Regions from separate parts of the Homo sapiens genome. Here region 1 is linked to region 2. A link is an interaction called in ENCODE POLR2A ChIA-PET data of the cell type or tissue named here. Cell type or tissue: PC-9. All regions are shown on one strand. Region 1 overlaps LAMC2 (laminin subunit gamma 2). Region 2 overlaps NMNAT2 (nicotinamide nucleotide adenylyltransferase 2).

Region 1 (4,000 bases), 52 kb after region 2:
ATAGACCCATAGGTTTGGCCACAGTCCTTGGTTTCTTGCCTTGGTGGTAAACGTAGAAACTTCCCATTTGATTAAAGGAGGTAGCTCAACCAGGGTCTGACCTCTGGGACACCACATTCTGCTCTGTTGGGCCATTCCTTAGTGACTCTCAAATCAGGCTTAGCCCCCATCTCTCTTCTGGGGTTGCACTACCCGGAGATGCTGCTACCCTGAACCCAAAGTTATATGGTTTCCACAATTTCTAACTCAATTTCTCTATCTTGACTTCCTAGTCCTATAAGCTGGCCTCTATAGGAGACATTATTCCTCACATACCAGGAGCCACAAAATAGACAGGGTCTAGTCGTTGGGCTGAGCTAAACACATCTTGATGGCGCTGTGACCATTGGAGCTTTGCAGGAGACCCATTTCGTTGGACAGCCTTCCAGCCATCAACATCTGGAACACAAACATAATCAGTCTGCATTGGACAAGCCCTCATCATCTATTAAGTTAAACAAAGAAAGATTTGCTTGCCGACAAGTCCTAGTGGTGAGTAGAAAGTGGGGTTTTCTCAATATTTCCACATTTGCAAATGGTCCTTAAAATTCTGCATGTATCTCTCTATGTGGCTCTCAACTTCACCTGCTCCCATCCCGCAGCTGCTATGATTTCTCATCTTTGAGTCTGACTCGTGATAAGATAGCAGGTTTTCTTCTGCCTGTAATTTGCATTTTTTTGTATTTATATAAAAAGCTCTCACCTTAATGAAGTGAGAGGGTCCAGTCTTTTCATTTTTTTTTCATTTGTTTTTTTTTTAAGACGGAGTCTCGCTCTGTCACCCAGGCTGGAGTGCAGTGGCGCGATCTCGGCTCACTGCAAGCTCCGCCTCCCGGGTTCACGCCATTCTCCTGCCTCAGCCTCCCGAGTAGCTGGGACTACAGGTGCCCACCACTACGCCCGGCTAATTTTTTTGTATTTTTAGTAGGGACGGGGTTTCACCATGTTAGCCAGGATGGTCTCGATCTCCTGACCTCGTGATCCACCTGTCTCGGCCTCCCAAAGTGCTGGGATTACAGGTGTGAGCCACCACGCTTGGCCCGGGTCCAGTCTTTTCAAAGGGAAACTCAGACTTAATGTTGAAATAATATCAGTTTCCAATATTTTTATAGTGTTCTGTAGCTTGGGAACTAATTTCACATAAATCAGCTCATTTATTATATGTGAAAACAGCATTATTAGTGAACGTGAATTCCAGGAAGACTCATACACTCTCCAAACCAAATGAATGATTCCTTCGTGGTTTTGAAATAGATGGGGATGGAAAATTCAGGGAAATAAAAATCTAGTCTCTTTTTTAGTTATTCTTTTAAGTTATATTCACTAGTATGAATGAACTATTTTCAGCCTATGACTTTTTCAAGACATCAGGATATGCCTGAGTGCCCTGACAAAATAATGTACATTCAATACTATAAGAGAATTTCTAAAGAGAATCCATCCTGTGAATGCGGAGGTGGTTGTCTCTAAACACAAAGCCCTGTACAACATTAAAAAACTAAAACCTAGAAAATAGAAGGCTTTACCTTGATGAAAGGTAGAGGTGATCTTATGGACACTGTATTCTGCAGAGCTGCGGCAGCTGGCTGAATGCCCATAGCAGAAACACTGGGTACAGCCCTCAGGGTTCCCCCCATCCAGATTATAGTAACCTGATCGACACCTGCAGTGGCATTGTAGAAATCAGGATATTATAGGTTATTTTTTATTCTATAGAAAAAATATGATGAATGAGTCAGCCTCTCTACCTTCTCTTCCATTTGGCCCTATTAATTTTCAGAGGAGGGAAATACCAGATTTTGCATATCACCCCCACCCCCAGACCACCAGATGGACAATCACGACCCCCCTAAATTAGACGGCATAAGAAACATTCACTTTCTGTTCCTTTGTAGAACAGAGCCACATTTGTCTTGGTGGTCTGGCATCTGAGTAGTCGGCCAGTCCTTGGTAGGAAATTGAGTGGTGGTCAGATGAGCAGAATGGGTGTGGGCAGGGCTATGCAATGCTGCCCTGTCCTGGAGCTACTGTTTAATGGTGACAAAGACTGGGAGGTGGGGACCAGGAAAGGTGAGGCTCCTGCCTCAGCACCACTCAGCTCTATTGACCCCCTCCCCAAGACCACTTAGGTATTGATCCCCATCTCTGACTCTTGTACCTGGGCTCTGGCTCACTGGGGAAAAGGGCAGGTGAGGATATGACAAAGAAAAAGGATGGCTAAGACACTCTCCAAAAGCCAGGTGTAAGCTTGCATTCCACCTCTGCTCCCAGCTCAATCCCTCCAGTGGCTTCTATAAGAACCACGACTAACAGGGGCATCCTCGATGCTGGAGTCACAGAGAAGAAGGCAGGGGAAGCTGGGGAGGACTTGTTTGTCCTCTGCTCAAGTTAACTACATCCTTCCACATGAAATAATGTGAAATAACGATAGTTTCAATGATTATTTATTTAGCACTTATGTTGTGCCAGGCACCTTGTGTGTGTTCTCTCATTTAACCTCCCTCCAACCCTATGAGGAATTGCTATTTCCAATTTTCTTAGATGAGGAGACTAAGGCCAAGAGGTTAAGAAACTCTTGACATATAGCAGGTACATGGCTGAGGCAAGATTGAAATTCATGTACATCTGTCTCCAAATCATGTAGTCTAAGCCACTGCACCACATGTTGGGGGGAATGTTCTGAGTACAGTATCACAGAAAAGCAGGGTAGCTGTGAAGAGCAGGTGCTTCAGAGAACAGTTGTAACTAAACAAGCTTTGTTTTTTCTCTAAGAGCAAGAGTTAAAAGAATTATTATGGTTTCTATGGAGAAGAAACCTGCTGATTAAAAGAGCTTAAAAAAACAAGGAAGGATGGGAGGGGAGGAGTGGGGAGGGAAGACAAAAGAAGGGAAAGGAAGGGAATTAGGCAAAACTAAATGATTGTGTTTAGGAACACACTGGGGTCATAAATTATGAAGCAAAGAAAGAAAGCGATTACCATAAAAGTCAGAATAGTGGTCACTTCTAGGGAGGAGGGGGGCATTGTCACTGGGACGCAGTTTTAGCAGAGGTCTATTTCTTACCATTGGTGGTGATAACATTTCTTTTATGTGGCATTCTATTTCTGTCTTTTATTTTGAAATTAAAAAGGCTTTCAACAAGTGACTTCCTTTTTAACACTTAAACTTTATGTCCCTGCCTTCACCTCAGCAGCCAGAAACCCCTGAAAACACAAGCTAGGAGTGTATTTGACATTTCCTCTGTGCAGGTATAAGTGACTGGCAGGGTGCCAAAGAACTGCTTTCTTACTTTTAAGGAAATGAGGAGGAAGCCTTTGCTTCTGACGCCAGCCTCACAGCCCTCTGCTCAACAGCCTCTGGGAGGGAAGAGTTTAAAGCCAGAGCACAGTTGTACTTAAGGCACGTCCTGCACCGGCAGCTTGGGGGGATGGTGCCTCACTGCTCCACCTCCTCCAGTGTGGCTTGGCCCAAAGGGCTCTTACCTCCTCCCAGCCCCATGCCCATTCATGTGTGTGCATGTAACTGCCATCCTATCCCCAGGGCAGTGCCTCTTCTGTACACGATGGTTATATATGGCCATATGCTGTGATAGGCCCTCTTACAAGAATTTTCGCAGCATGTTTAATTAGGCCAGGCCTTTCCTGCAACCAGCCTGTGTCCCAGGATCTCACTATTGATTACTGCCTCATACAGAGCACCTGGGATTTGGAGCCAGCTGGTGGGAGGAATCTCTGGGGTCCTGTGCCTCTCCCAAAGTCAAAATAAAGAGAGGGTGCCCAGAGCAGAGTATGGAGTCCAGTGAGATTTGGGTGCTCAGTGTGTGTGTGTGTTTTTGCTGTTGTTGTTGTAAAAGCTTAGTTTTTGAGGACAGAGAGCAGGAAGAAGGTCATCAACGTTTGTCAAGTATCCCTTTTCCATAATTACACTCGGAGGATTAATTCTCATGCTAGTTGGCAAGGGA
Region 2 (4,000 bases):
CAGTGAGCAGAGATCGTGCCATTGCACTCCAGCCTGGGTGACAGAGCAAGATTCTGTCTAAATAAATAAATAAATAACAAATAAATAAATAAAGTTATTGACTTCAGAGCATTCTGGTTTTGTCCTGCAAATTCCTCCTGTAAAAGATCTGGCTGTCTGCTAGAAATAGAGCTGGCCAGCCAGGCGCAGTGGCTCACACCTGTAATCCCAGTGCTTTGGGAGTCTGAAGTGGGTGGATCACTTGAGGTCAGGAGTTTGAGACAAGCCTGGCCAACATGGTAAAACCCCATCTCTACTAAAAGTACAAAAATCACCCAGGCGTGGTGGTGCATGCCTGTAATCCCAGCTACTCCGGTGGCTGAGGCAGGGGAATTGCATGAACCCAGGAGATAGAGGTTGCAGTGAGCCAAGATTGTGCCACTGCACTCTAGCCTGAGTGACAAGACTCCAAAAAGCAAAAAAGCAAGAAAGAAGGGAGGGAGGGAGGAAGGGAAGGAAGGAAGGAAGGAAGGAAGGAAGGAAGGAAGGAAGGAAGGAAGGAAGGAAGGGAGGGAGGGAGGGAGGGAAAAGAAAGGAAAGAAAGAGAGAAAGAGAGAGAGGAAGAAAGAAAGAAAGAGGAAGGAAGGAAGGGAGGGAAAAAAGAGAGAAAAAGAAAGAAAGAAAGAGAAAGAAAGAAAAATAGAGCTGGCAGAGGAGGGTGTAGGCAGCACAAAATTACTTAGCACCTCAGTGAATTAGTCCACTGCTCTTATTTGGGGAAGGTTGGATCTCAAGGTCTGGAAAAGGAACATCTTTCAGGAGTGGATACAGAATGAGCCCTGCTTATTGTACTAGCAAGTTCTACCATCTGGGGTTTGCCTGGAAACGCCCATTTTAGGAATTTCAGTTCCTAACCATGAGACTCCTGGAAGCGAGATATGTGAGACCTGCTTCTGTTTCAGGTTTCATTCGTTTGCCCATTCATTCATCCCTTTCTCAGAGCACATTTCTCTTTATTATCGGGTGCCCCGAGTGATACTTGTTGACCACAGACTTTGCTTGGAGACCATGAGGCCAAAACCCTGAAATCTGCTGTTAAAAGAATAACTTCAGCTGAATTACATTTAAAAGAGTTTAATTGAGCAATGAACAATTCACGAATCAGGCGGCATCCCATGCCAGAGTAGGCTCTCAGACTCCAGCGCAGCCATGTGGTAGAAGTTTTATGGACAGAAAAAGGAAGGTGATGTACAGAAAATGGAAGTGAAGTACAGAAACAGTCTTATTTGAACACAGTTCGAACAGCTGGCTACATTGATTGGCCAAAACTTGGTAATTGGCACAAATGTAAGCTAAAGCCTGTTTACACCTCCACTTGTTATAGTTCACCATGTACACAGAGAAATCTTTAGGCCGAACTTAAAATATGCAGGGAGGCAGCTTTAGGCTAAACTTGATTTAACACTGCCCATGACTGGGGACAGAAGGGCAGGAGGGAGATCAAAGCTTTTTCTAGGAAATGTCCTAGGCCCCGGCCCCGCACTCCAGCCTCTCATATCTTCTCCAAATATCTTCAGAAACAAGGCAGGAGGGATGCCACTGGTTCAAATGGGTCTGGGGAGAAAGCCTGAAGGGGCTGTGGAGCAGCCCGGCCTCCAGCCAGGCTGGAACCGGCTGAGACCGTCTGTTGGACAGCAGGACTGACAAGGCCTCCTCCAGCACCAACACACACTCTCTACTGAGTCAGTTTTGCTCTTTCTTTCACTTTGGATTCTTGAACCAAAGCTCTCCATCCAGAAATCTAATTATATGACTAATGGGATGACCCCATCCCCACCCCAAACACATCCCTTGTGGCATTTCCCATTAGGCACAAAGATCCATTAGCCCACAGCAAATTCTGACCCTCTCTGACCAGTGACACACCCTTCCCCTTACATTCCATGGAGAAAAAATTCCATACATAGTCATCGAGTTTCTCTCAAGTGTAATAGAACAGAGTGGCTGTATGGGAAATCAAGATCCAGACTTCTGGACCAGCCTCGGAGATCAGAACCCAGCTCCTGCCACCCCACTGCATTCCCGAGTTCTTTATTGGAGAACTAGTCTCTCCCAGGAGACCTGCTCCTTTGCTTTGCTGCATCCTGACACCAGCATCAATGCAGGCATCCAGGCATGGATCAGGGACTGTGGGAAGCCAAGGCCAGAGGCTACAGGGTCAACCATGGGCAGATTTGTGAAGCAGAAGGCATTTGCACTCACTCCTCTCCCCAAAACAAAACCCGTTGTGTAGGGATCCGATGCTGCCAGCTGCTTTGTCCATCACTGTGCCCAGCAGGCAAATTAATTCTGATTCAAGGCCAGGTGTGGTGGCTCATGCTTGCAATCCCAGCATTTTGGGAAGCTGAGGCAGGTGGATCACCTAAGGTCAGGAGTTCAAAACCAGCCTGGCCAACATGGTGAAACCCCATCTCTACTACAAATACAAAAATTACCTAGGCGTGGTGGCAGGCTCCTGTAATCCCAGCTACTCAGGAGGCTGAGGCAGGAGAATTGCTTGAACCCGGGAGGTGCAGGTTGCAGGGAGCCGAGAGAGCGCCACTGCACTCCAACCTGGGTGACAAGAGTGAAACACCATCTCAAAAAAAAAAGAAAAAAATAATTCTGATTCAAGCATTCCTTTCTTCAATCAATCTTTCAACAAATGCTTATTAAGTGCCCAGGATAAACGTAGCATGTATTTATCCTTGAGGCACTTGCAGTCTAAAAGTATCTTACTTTTCATTATAATATTTCTTTATACTATATTAACTATAACATGTGAAAAGTTTAGAAGAGTTCCTGAACCTAGTAAACATTCCATAAATGTTGGCCGTTATTCACTTATTTTAAAATATTTATTGAGCACCCAGCCATGTGAGAAAACAAAGTAGACAAAGTACCTGACCGTGCACTTTGCTTTCTGTGGGAGGGGGTGGCCCTTGAGCTGGGCTTTGAATTGTGAGCAGGACTGGGTTAAGTAGGTGGAAAGAGAAGAGCTTTTTAAGGAGGGAAGAGGATATAAAAGATTCGGTGGGGGGAACAAGACCTTTGGGGAGATGGTTCTGGTTGGTTGAAATAGGTGGATCCTGGTATTTATTTGGGAAGGTATTAACTTTTGAGCAAGCAGCAAAATCATTAAGTTTAATGATTACATGTATTAGCTGCTCTCAAGAGTATTTGCATTTCAAATGAGCAAGAGTCAATATTTAACCCAAAAGAGTAAAAACTTGGGGATGGAACATCAGCCACCAGAGATGGCCACTGAGGGAATTGTTTTATCTTTTTTTCTTTTTGCGCTCCTCAAAGCCCAGCATTCCACAGGCTGGTTCTAATTGGCTGTATCCTACATTTTTCCAGCCAACCAGCCGTGGGCTAACTGCTTCCTACATCCATCAGCTATGGGAAAACAACCAAAGAAAATAAACAGAGGAAGAGCCTCGGGCATTAGCCACTCCAGAAGAAATCCCAGGGCCCCAGGATAAATGGAACAAAGACAAACTTTGGCTATTCAGGCTCAGATGGTTTTTATCAGACAGTCCAGCTCCAGCCAGGAAGCCTGATGGACTCTTGCACCCCAGGGATTAGGCCCCCACACTGATACGACTGATACCAAACGATACCAAATTACAGTCTCAGGGGAAGGAGGCTCAGCTCCTGCCAATGGGGGATTCTGGCTGTTCTCATGTGAAAGGCACTGTTGGTTTGGTTTCCAGGCTGTTGACTTGAGTCTGGAATCCCCTGCCTTCCCACACCCCCAGTTAAGTTGGCAGTGGGAGTGGGGATGATTTCATCTGGGAAGCCCCTCTTAAGAATGGTTCTCTCTCTTTTTTTTTTTTTCATTAAGAGGGCCATCCTGGAAATGCATTTCCACCTGCTGGACTCTGACCTTACTGGTTTCCTCCCAGCCTTTCCTCCAGAGAGTGGCAGGGGCTACAGCAAGGGTGGAGGATCCTTTACTGAAATGGAGGGAGCATGTTTC

What was found. Peaks named below come from ENCODE experiments on the same cell type or tissue, not always from the same donor. Only the 100,000 strongest peaks of a DNase experiment are listed, where the experiment ranks them.
Region 1: POLR2A ChIA-PET joins it to region 2 with 11 read pairs; 14 of 35 experiments call an interaction of 5 or more read pairs at or near these places.

What each region holds. Positions count from the first base shown.
Region 1 is chr1:183,218,527-183,222,526 of GRCh38, reverse strand. LAMC2 (laminin subunit gamma 2) reads right to left here. Exons shown (of 23, transcript NM_005562.3): 5 at 1,566-1,702; 6 at 316-438. Among named protein-coding and RNA genes, the nearest start is that of LAMC2, 34 kb to the right of the region's middle. In PC-9, no CTCF peak of the experiment used is centred here; no DNase peak of the experiment used is centred here.
Region 2 is chr1:183,270,390-183,274,389 of GRCh38, reverse strand. The region is part of intron 8 of NMNAT2 (nicotinamide nucleotide adenylyltransferase 2); the gene reads left to right. Among named protein-coding and RNA genes, the nearest start is that of LAMC2, 86 kb to the right of the region's middle. In PC-9, no CTCF peak of the experiment used is centred here; a DNase peak (open chromatin) is centred at 1,879; H3K27ac peaks cover 3,104 bases.